Linked DNA regions of Homo sapiens: region 2 is linked to region 1. A link is an interaction called in ENCODE POLR2A ChIA-PET data of the cell type or tissue named here. Cell type or tissue: CD4-positive, alpha-beta T cell. All regions are shown on one strand. Each heading gives the region's core, and the rest is flanking DNA. Links, peaks and the distances in the headings are about the cores only.

What was found. ChIA-PET counts read pairs that join two places held together with the same protein. Peaks named below come from ENCODE experiments on the same cell type or tissue, not always from the same donor. Only the 100,000 strongest peaks of a DNase experiment are listed, where the experiment ranks them.
Region 2: POLR2A ChIA-PET joins it to region 1 with 14 read pairs; 2 of 35 experiments call an interaction of 5 or more read pairs at or near these places.

Annotation. Positions count from the first base shown.
Region 1 is chr14:98,441,994-98,447,747 of GRCh38, forward strand. No RefSeq gene overlaps it. Among named protein-coding and RNA genes, the nearest start is that of LINC02914, 270 kb to the right of the region's middle. RefSeq lists an enhancer at 3,670-4,171. In CD4-positive, alpha-beta T cell, for the core only: no CTCF peak of the experiment used is centred there; a DNase peak (open chromatin) is centred at 2,258; H3K27ac peaks cover 1,258 bases.
Region 2 is chr14:98,512,668-98,518,421 of GRCh38, forward strand. No RefSeq gene overlaps it. Among named protein-coding and RNA genes, the nearest start is that of LINC02914, 200 kb to the right of the region's middle. In CD4-positive, alpha-beta T cell, for the core only: no CTCF peak of the experiment used is centred there; no DNase peak of the experiment used is centred there; H3K4me3 peaks cover 133 bases.

The sequences.
Region 1 (5,754 bases), core at 238-5,237:
GCAATTCCCCGTATTACAAGAGAGGATCTCTGAGCTTAGGAAACCCAAATGTTTTATAATTAACAGTAAGGCTGCTAGCTCTTTCCTCTAGAGGGAAACACTATCCTATAAACAACTTTAGACAGATAGACCTGAACAAGGAGCAGTCAGTGCCTTATTCATAAGATGTGCAGAAACACAAGAAACACATAACCTTTTCCAATATAAGGCATGTATCTAAGGTCATGAATGGCAAGATTGGACCCAAATTGGGATACTGTAGAGCCCACATGCTAACCACCAGGCTCTGCTTTCTCCCAAGCTCTCAGGGCACCTGAAAGATGAGGGTGGCTAAGAGAGGACTCATGCAAAGTCAGCGGCTCTCTGGGGCCATTGGTGTCTTGGGCTATGCATCTAACCTGCCTCTCATTACCCCAGGGGCAGAGGGTCTGCTGCAATTAGCAGGCCAGAGACAGGAGTTTGGGAGTGAACTGGGCTATGAAGGAATAGAAATTGAGACCCAGAAGAACGATGGCAAGGCATGGTGACAGGGAGCAGAGAGTGGGAGTGAAGACAGGGCTGGGAAACCCTTCTGCTGGAGTCCTTCCCCTACATCTCAGTCCGAGCTGCATGGCTTGTGGAAGGCCCCTGGGTTTGAAGGGTCAGGTCTGAGAAGACCACTGTGAAATACAGGTGAAATACAGCTGATTAAAGGTGAAAGACCTGTCAGGCAAAGAGCATCATAGGATCTGCAGGTTTGGGAACTGAGGGCACAGCCTGACCCTGGCTGTCCATTCCTTCAATGGGTGAAATCTCGGCTCTGGTGACACTGGGTGTGGGTACAGCTCAGGAGGACCTTTCAATGGCTGGGGCTCAGTGTTTAACAAAGTTCTAATCTAGGTTAGGGCTCAATGCTGAGGGCTCTTTGGAGTAAAATCATCTCTTTATTAATGAGATCCAACCCTATCTCTCTGATAGAAATGATGGGAAAAGGTGCCCCTTTGGTGCTATTCAAATGAAAGAGTGAGAACAGTGGGTGTTTTTAAAACTCTCTCCCTATCATAGGAGGATGGAGCTCATTAGTGAGGGGAATGATTTTGCTGGGGAAAGGCTGTTACAATAAGAAAACATAACCTACTCAAGATGAGCCAGATCCAAGTCAATTAGGCTGGGAAAAAGATGGTAGGGAGAGGGAGAGAGAGAGAGAGAGTGAGCTTCAAAAATACCACCTCTTTCCTTCCATTCATTTGAATAACAGCAAGGGGACACTTTAGTTTTTTAATCATTTTTTTAGTTGAATCACTCTGGATCTCATTAATATAGAAATGATTTCACTTAAAAGACCTGGTGTTAAATTCCTGTTCAACTGAGATTAACCAAATCAAACATGATTTGACCAAAAAAGAAAAGTCTAAAGTATTCTATCTATTGCTAATACATTACAATCTGACTTTAAACTTATAAAAAGGATACACATGATATTTTTCATTCAGCTCCTTTTGATGTATCTGGAATACATTTTCCTAGGTAAACTGGTATTGAAATTCACAATGAAATGTGGTTAGCCACTTGAAGTTACTGAAAAAGAAGGGATTCAAATAATTTACATATGTGTGAGAAGGGGATCTGGCACATAATGTAAACCATAGAGGAAGAATATCTTCCACTGGGGACATATTTTCCTGGACTATTCCAGGAATCTTCATTTCATTAACCTTGCCGGGCCACAATTACTTTATGCTGTCAGGTGAATACTCTGAATCTGAAAGTGGCTCAACCTCAGCACTATTGACATTTGGGGCCCAAATGCATGGAACCCTTTGCTGTGGGGCCTGTCCTGGGCATTACAGGATGTTTAGCAGTATCCCCGACCTCCACCCATTAGGTGCTAGTAGCAGCACCCACCCAATGTGACAACCAAAAATGTCTCCAGACTGCAAAATATCCTCAGGATTGGGGGCAAAACTGCTTCCCCACCCCCGGGGACATCACCCCCCGCCCCACCTCATTGATAACCATGCTTTGAAGGTCATCTTGGCAAGGAAGCTAGAAGCTAAAGGAAGCACAGTGCATAGAACAATACATGTGCCTGGGTGCAACTGATGGTCCTAACTTTGTTCCAGAAGTTCCTCTGGAGAACCTTGACTTGCCTCCTTGCCTCCAACCTGCATGCTGCTCTAGTTTGCTTTCTACTCTCCCTCCATGGTAATTTTACTAAAGGGCTCTTTTCACCTCACCTTTGCTGGGTACCTCTGGGCAGGAAGTGGGGGTGGCATTCTGAGGTCACTCACTCTCTGAAAAACAACCAGGTGTGGCAAAGAACAGAGCCTTTAAAAACAGCCATGGCAGAGTTGGAGTCTCGGCTCTTTCATTTCCTAGATAGAAAGTCTTAGACGAATGCTTAACCTGCTTGAGAGTAAATAAAGCTGTTACCACAGATATACCCAAGGCAAAGAGACAGAGAGAAAGAAGAGAAGTAGTCTAGCTTCTCCCTTCCACCTGCTGCCAGGTTGCTTGCCCAGGGCTGTCAATGGCCACATTCAGGTGGAAAGCAGCTGACCAGTGTAAAACCTGGAGAAGAACCAGCAAAAGTCAACCCTCCCAGAGAGAGAGCTCAATGAGGCCCAAGCGAGGACTGGGTCTGAACACAAAGTGGGCCTAGAACCAGTGCCAACATCCAACAACAGGGATATGTGCTCGTTTTACAATTTTGTCTTTTTATAGTGGTTTCCCTGACTCTTCTGAGTTATGAACTGCTGTTGATAGTTGAGTCCAATACACCATCAGGAACAAACCATGGTAGTCACAGCATTATTAGTTACTGGATGTTCTGAGCCAACTAGAACCAGAACCAGATTCAAGAGAGCCTTGGACACATCCTCGTATGATTCCACTGGAAGAGCTTCCTGGGATGGAGAAGGGACCCTGCTGACATAAGGCTCTAAGGCAGGGATGGGCAAACTTTCTCTGTACAGGGCTAGCTAGAAATACAAGGCTCTGCCAGCCATACTATAGCTGCTGCAACTACTCAGTTCTACTGTTGTAACGCAAAAGTAGCTGTAGACAGTACCCAACCAAATGGATGTAGTTCTGTTCCAATAAAACTTTATTTACAAAAACAATGGGCTGGACTTGGCCCGATGGATGTAGTATGGCCATCCCTGCTCTGTGGGGCTAAACAATGTAGTCCTACGGCTCCAAAGATAGCAGCTTAATTGGATTGTCTTGCTTGCATGAAATCACTTATTTGGAGCCATTATTTAAGGGAAGGTAAGTTCCAGTTTATAAAATACTTTTTGTTCAATGGTTTATGTTTAGTGTAAATGTAGAGTTATATTATTCACAGTTAAAAATACAGCACTGATCAGGAGATTATTAAAAATGATTTAAATGGAGAGACAGACCTAATTGCACAGGAAAAAAAATAATTTTCCACAGGGTATATACTTCTTCTCTTGTAGAAAAGCACGCCAGTTTCCTTGGCAAATTCACAGCCCGGCACTCCGACGTTCTTAGCATTCATGCACGCTACCAATGGATTTACAATTGCAAATCAGCCCTGTATGGGAGCTGGTGATATGTTAGACTGTGTTTATTACATCTCTTGTGTGCCTGTACATTCGTGTGATGCTCACTCTTTCTCCTCCCAGAACAATTAGCAATGGGTCGACCTCCTATTGTTGTATTAGCGTAGGGTCTGTAATGTGGGAAGGAACTGGGCTTCTTCTCACTCTCCCTCCACAGTATCCCCTGTCTTTCCAGCTAGCAAGCAGCTTTCTCTCACAGGAACACAAGAAGAGCAGCTTTCTTTTAGATCTGTCTCCACCTAGGATGTTTAAGGAGCTCTAAATCAGTGCACCATGCACCAGCTGGTCTGAGAAGGTACACGGAATCCACAGCCATGTTCCCATCTCTGCTTGCATAATGCCTGTCCTGCAGCTCCTCCCACACCCCTGCCAGCAATCAGCATTCAATTCCCTTTATCTCCTGTCCTCTGGGGCCCATCTCAGCTTTCCCTTTAAAGATTCAAGTTGGGTTGGCTGCCCTGACTTTGCCTTATTCAGGATGAGCGATACAGCTTGGAGGGTGGGGTGTGGGTTTTGGTCTCAGACAGATCCAGTTTCCAATCCCAGCTCACTGTGTGACTTTAGGCAAAATACGCTACCTCAGTTTCCTCATTAGTAAAATGGGAGTAATGACACCTGTTATAAGCTGAATTGTGCCCCTGCCTCTCAATTCATATGTTGAAGAAGATGACCTTAGAGTGTGCCTGTATTTGTAGATAGGGCCTTAAAGATGTAATTAGGTTAGAATGAGGTCCTCAGAGTGGGCCCTAGGTCAACCTCACTTGAAGACATGTGAGGACATGAAGACTTGAAAACCATGTGAAGACACAGACAAAAACACAGCCATCTACCACCCAAGGAGAGAGACCTCAGAAAAAAATCAACCTTGCTGACACCTTAATCTTGAACATTTAGACTTTGGAGCTACAAGAAAATCAATTTCCATTGTGTAAACCCCCCAGTCTGCTGTACCTTGTTATGAAGGTACCCTTATTATGAAGGTTCCCAATAAGATTCAGTTTCTAGGATCTTATTGGGTAGTTGTTGCCCACAAGCTCAAGATGTTTCCTGTTTCTCAGGAATTTTTCCCCCAGTTGTGACCACTTACCTTATAATGCCTGAGGAGCCCACCTGACAATCACAAGACAGTCATCTGGGAATCATCTGATCTTCTTCGGGGCCCTTTCTTGTCCTGCTCTTATCTGCCAATCTACCTATTATAACAGTGGGAAGCAGGACCAAGCATGGTAACTTTCACTCGTGTCCATGTGAAGAGACCACCAAACAGGCTTTGTGTGAGCAACAAGGCTGTTTATTTCACCTGGGTGCAGGCGGGCTGAGTCTGAAAAGAGAGTCAGCAAAGGGAGATAGGGGTGGGGCCATTTTATAGGATTTGGGTAGGTAAAGGAAAATTACAGTCAAAGGGGGTTGTTCTCTGGCGGGCAAGGGTGGGGGGGTCACAAGGTGCTCAGCGGGGGAGCTTTTGAGTCAGGATGAGCCAGGAGAAGGAATTTCACAAGGTAATGTCATCAGTTAAGGCAGGAACAGGTCATTTTCACTTCTTTTGTGGTGGAATGTCATCAGTTAAGGCAGGAACCAGCCATCTGGATGTGTATGTGCAGGTCACAGGAGATATGATGGCTTAGCTTGGGCTCAGAGGCCTGACATTCCTGTCTTCTTATATTAATAAGAAAAATAAAATGAAATAGTTGTAAAGTGTTGGGGTAGCGAAAATTTTTTGGGGGTGGTATGGAGAGATAATGGGAGATGTTTCTCAGGGCTGCTTCAAGCGGGATTAGGGGTGATGTGGGAACCTAGAGTGGGAGAGATTAAGCTGAAGGAAGATTTTGTGGTAAGGGATGATATTGTGGGGTTGTTAGAAGAAACATTTGTTGTATAGCATTATTGTCGATGGCTTGGATACAGTTTTGTATGAATTGAAAAACTAAAAGGAATAAGAGAAGGAGAAAAACAGGTATTAAAGGACTAAGAATTGGGAGGACTCAGGACATCCAAACAGTAAGTGCCTAAGGAGGTTCAGCATAGCCCTGCCAGCAAAGATTATTTATTTACTTTAAGAGTGGCGGTTTGGGGAGAGCACCAGAAGATATCAGCTGTGATGGCTTGGAGAAACAGTGTAAACTGGCAGTGTAAACAAGAGCAGGGCATTTATGAGTAGTTGAGAATGGGAGAATGGTGAATAGGAGTA
Region 2 (5,754 bases), core at 330-5,329, 71 kb after region 1:
GCTTAGGTGATTAATAGCAAAACTCTCATCTGATAAACCAAGCTCATGCTATCGCTTTCATTTTCATGGGGGAAAACAGGGAATTTCTCAGGTCCCTTTACCCCAGGAAATCTCAGTACTTTTCCTCTTACCTTTTCTCTGAAGGTGGCTCTGGCTGTGTTGCAGAACAGAGACACACTTGTGAAATATTCAGGAGCTGAAGTCCCCCAGTTCTGTCTTTTTCTCAGTTTAAACAGTGAGCAGGTAAAAAAGGTGTAAGGCAACGTGTCTGTGAGTCTCTTTTGAAATCTTTGCTTGAATTACATTGTTATCTGCACTTCTGAGCAACAGACAACTGGGCCATTGAGCATGAGGAAGACCGAATGCCAGGCAGTCAGCACCCCACGCTGCTCTGCTGGGGTTTAGGCTGCTGGGGGAGGCAAAGGGAGGAGTCCCAGGAAGGCAGAGGAGAAGATGATTTTCTCCACCAAGGACTTTCAGGAAGCTTAGAGCTCCCTGTGCCGTCTGAGCACCGAGCTCCCCTACGAGATTCAACTCAAAGTTTGGCTTCAAAATAAACTCCAGGCAACTGAAAGACAGTACTTAGGCACTTAAATTAAAATCAAGCGTGAGATGAGTGGTTTTGTTTTCTATGGGGAGGTGGGCAGTTGAATTTTTAACATCTTTTATTGTTGTAATCTTCAAACATACGTAAAAATAAAGAGGAAAGCATAAACATTCTTATTCATTAATCACTTAGTTTCAACAACGATTAAACTTTATTTTTTTAATTAGAGGGAAGGAGCAATATATATGACTAACATGTCATGGGCACCAGGGGGTTGGAGGTAAAGCAACGTGGGCTTTGCAGGGATCGACTTTGGATTCAAAATCCTCAGCACCCTCTCACAGGGTATGACTACAGCCAGTTTCCTAATTTCAGAGTCCCACTTCACTTATTACACAATATAAATGAAGGTATCTATGTGACAGAATCATATTGTATACAAATTGAATAAGAAGTATAGAACCAGTCCCAGAGCAGGTGCTTAGTACGACCACGATGATCACTGTCTTGAGATGCATCAGTTAATCATCTCACAGGAATAAAAGCCCAGGGGAAAGTCAGAATATTTTAACCCAGGCCAAGTCAGGCAGAGGCCTGAATCTGGCAGGTAGGGGATTTTCCCAATATGTTTTCATGGAAACAATCTATGCCAAAAAGCCTCAAGTTCGCACATGTTACAAATAAGACAGATGCATTTCTAATGGCAGAGGAAGGGAAAGACTACATAGAATTTATTTCTTTGTCTTCTAATTTCATAGCAAACAGTTAACCATTTACAATCTCTGTAAGGTCTGTGGGGTTTCAGTGCTGAAACTCTAACACATATTGCCTAGGTGAATGGCCCTCAATCATGGGCAATTTTGCCCTCCAGGGGATATTTAACAATGTCTGGAGACAATTTTGGTTGTCATAACTGGGGCTGGGCAGGGTGGCTAGTGGTAGCTAGTGGGTAGAGGTCATGGATGCTGCTAAACATTTTACAGTGCACAGGAAATACCCACCACCACCACAGCATAAAATTACATAGCCCTAAGTGTCATTAGTACTGGGGCTGAAAAAACCTTTGGATAGCCCCAAACAGATCAAGCTTTGAGGTCAGCAGAATTGTATTGAATCTTGACTCTGTAGCTTACTAGCTTGGGCAACTTTCTGTAAATTTCTCTCTGTATAATTTGGGGAAGAGAATACCTTTACAGGTATGTCTGCTTAATCTAAGATAATATGTAGAATGTGTTGAACTTTGTACTTGACAACATGTAGACACTCAATAAGTGGCAACTACTGAAATTGCTCATTCATTGTTGTAGTTTGTGATATTGTCAATAATAATACTCAATTTATTTTTTAGAAACTTTGATAAACCAAGTGAAGATCTAGATCTGCAGAGAAACACTAATCCTGACTTAGGAGCCTGGTGTGAAAAATCAGAAACTGCCAAGGGAAACTGTACTCAAAAGAGCACTGGATATGGGGTCATTGAGGAGCAGGTGGACTCTCCACTGGGAAATGGAAAACATCAACTTTTAACCCTAGTTTTTCAACCATAGCACTATTGACAATTAGGCCTAGGTAATTCTTTGTTGCCATAGGGGTCTGCCCTGGACACTGTAGGATATGCGACAGCATCCCTGAACTCCACCCACTAAATGCCAATAGCATCTCCATGCCCTTAGTGTGATAGCCAAGATGTGTCTTCAGACATAATCAAAATAACCCCCAGTTGAGAACTAGTGATTTGAACAAATAATGGCAAATACAGAGTATTCTGCCAACAACACCACACACTGTCCTTTCAGCCTCCACCCCCACCCCATCCCTAAAGCAGGTGCCACTCATCACTCCTGGCACCATATGCTGCTGAGCCCAACATAGACCTAGATATTGTGTCCACCCAGCATACCAGACAACCACTGTAGATCTATTCTTTTGAAACTTTTTACCCATTCAAATTTAGACTCCTCCTGTCCATGCCTTAATTTGCTTCTCTGCAGCATATGAAGTATCTTCTACTTCTCAACAAAGTCTCCTGGCTGCCCCCACCTCCCGTGCCCTAATTACCGATTGTCTTGAACATCCATTCCCGCTATCATTCCACTGGTCCACCTTCGACAGTCCTTCCAATGCACTGGATACCATTAAGGTGCTTTCTCAGAGATTCCTGAATTTCTCTCCTGTTTATTAAAATGCAGGTTTCTCCAAGATGAAAGGGTTAGTGATTATTTTTCGATATTAATGTTATTGTTTTCCTGAAGCTTCTGTTGTTCCGTAATTCAAGGACCCCTTGTCGAATCCCATATGTAGCATGTTTATTAGATGTAATATTTTATCTCTCGGACTCAGTGCCTGACACTATCATTTCCTTCTTATTTCAATAAAAATGATCTCCCTCCTCGTGGTTCTGACAGGAGCTAATGGTTTTCTTTATCACAAGAGAAAGTAAGAGTGGGCAGTGCTAAAAGACAAAATGAACTGTATATATTTGTGCCTTAATTCAATTTATACCATAAACTCCAATCTTAACAAAGTAACTTCCTAGTATTAGATAGAACAAAAGAAAAAGCCACTGTGAAAGTCTAGGGGCTGCCAATTTTTCTGGATTTGCAGATGGTAGATTTGAAAAACAATATTTAAATGTAACTTTGTGGAAATAGAAGGCACCTGCCCCAAATGGCTCAAGTGATTTCTGATTTTCCTTCCTTTTTTTTTTTCTGTCTTTTTACTTCTTGGTGTATATGGGGGTGTGGAGAAGCTTTCCGTCCCTGTAGCTTAATCAAGTGCTAATAGAAGCAAGTACAATGATAATTGACAGAAGCACAATATTAGCTGTTTGATGAGAATTCCTCTCTGCATGTAAATTCCAGGTGGATTCTGCCAAGCCTTGTAAATTTGTTACCAAAAAAAAAAAAATAAATAACCTTTTTTCAGTGCACAGTTGGGTCATGAACATTCCCGTAGGGAGCTAGGAGTTTTATATCAAATGCCAAACCATTGTGAAAATAGGATTGTTTGAAAAGCACTTCCTAGATACTATGTGGAGATGAAGATATGAGACAAAATTTGGAGCTTTACAAGTGCCGGCAACAGCGGGTCACCCCATTGTGTAGCGATCTCTCCATCTGTCTACGTTTGTGCAGAGAACCAATGTCTTTGAGTGCTACATGAAGGTCAAAAGCTCCAGGCATAGCCCAACTTGGTTTGGGGTTCAGGGTCTGTAACTACCCAGCTGTGTAATCCCAACAAACATGTCTTAACCGGGGCAAGTGTTTGATCCTATAGAATGAGGACATGAGAATCTAGCCCCTTGGGTTACTGTCAGAAATAAATGACACCTCTGTTCAGTGTTCAGTCATTCCTGCTACACACTAAGAACTCAATAAATGGCTACTCTACTCTTGCCCTATTATCCTGTTGCTCTCTTCAGTCAACATTGTTACATTCAGCCCTGGGGATTCTGACACGGAGTGGGCTGGAAGTCTCCATTCAAATGTCAAATCCACCAGTACTTGCAAGGCGCCCACTGGGACAGTATCCTGGAGTAGGTGTTGTAGGGAATTCAGAGATGAGTTTGACATGATCCCTGACTCCCACGGGCTCATTAGCTCTGGGGGAAGTATTTGTAAACACCATCCATTGCATATTGATGGCATGTCTCTACACTGACAGTAGGTGCATTGCTGCAGACCGGTGTGCTGTTGTTCAGGTAGAAGTGCTACTTCACAGAGTTTGAGTCCCTTTAGGGTAAGGCAAGTGCCGCTGCTGAATCACTTTTGCATCCCCAGTGTCTAGCACAGAGCCCAGCTCATTCACTCATTCATTCATCATGTGTTCATCAGCAACATGTTTACTGAGGACCCACCATGTAGCAGATGATGATAGGGATGCATTGATGAACAAGGCAAACTTATGATCCCTGAGCTTATAGACTTTGCATTTTGTTCAGGACAAAAGGCAGTAACCAGGCTCTAGCATCACACCTAGCAAAGAGACTTGAAACTGAGTCTTTGTTAGGTGAATAAATGAAAGTAAACACATACATATACACAAAGTCAATTCAGGTAGATGGTGTCATGAAAAAAGGAGCGAGGATGCTACAAGAGAGTAGTGCAGGAGGATGTGAGTTGATGTCAGGATCAGTGGGAAGTTTCTCAAGGAAGGATAAAGCACTGGAATCTTCTATTGACTTGGTATGCAGGACTTCCAAGGAAGACTTCCCTTCGGCTTGGCTGTGATGCTTCTAGCCTTCCTAGCTCATATTTCTCCCTTCTTACTGTACAAACTCTGTGTTTTCTTTGGGATGCCTGTCATCTGGGTGTGCAGTGGAAATGTGAAGTCTTGCCCTTTGAGAAAGCTAGGAATGAGAGTATATGCATTATCCTTCTTCAGGGAGTCATACAGTTTGCCATAGAGGGAGTTCTTAGGAGACTTGTTCAAAGGGAATTCTGCCAATGAGATCACACTTGGAAATGTTAACACATTCCATGCCTCTACTAACTTATTCACTGATTTGACAACTAATAATCTGGTTCTTCCATGTGCCAAGCTCTGTGTTAGATCCTAGGCTACAAGGGTGAGGAAAACAGCAGGTGCCAATACAGTTCAGCCAGTCCAGGTCAGCAGCCATTCAATACTTCTTCTGTTCCATGCACGCTGCTCAGTAGAGAGATTCTGAGAGGACCAACATAGAGTCCTGCTGGTTGGACAGTCCTTCTAGTGATAGAGACAGAGGCATTAGCATCCAAGTTCAATATTCTGAGATAGTAACAATTTTTTGCTGTAATCCAGGGTCTGTCCCTTGCTAGCAGAAGTGGCAGCTGGTGGGCCAGGTACCACCTGCTTCTCACTGAGGAAACATGACTGTATCACCTCTCCAAGCACAACCTAGCCATTATTAGAATTCTGTGGAATTAGAATGGGACTCACTTCAACAAATTACTGCTGCATTCTAGTTAGGACCTCTGAACCCCATCAAGGGACGAAGGACACACAAAGGAAATAAATCCAACCTCTGGCCTCAGGAAGCTCTCAGGCTAGTTTATCCACCGACTGCAGGTACATTTATTCCTCAATGCTTTTAATTCTCCCATTTTTAAAAAGATCAATAGCGTCTCCTAGCAAGACCCACAGACTAAAAGAGCAGGGATTACTTCATAAACAGCCATCATTTGTTCATGCCTACAATACCCTGTCTATTTCCCTACTTACAATCC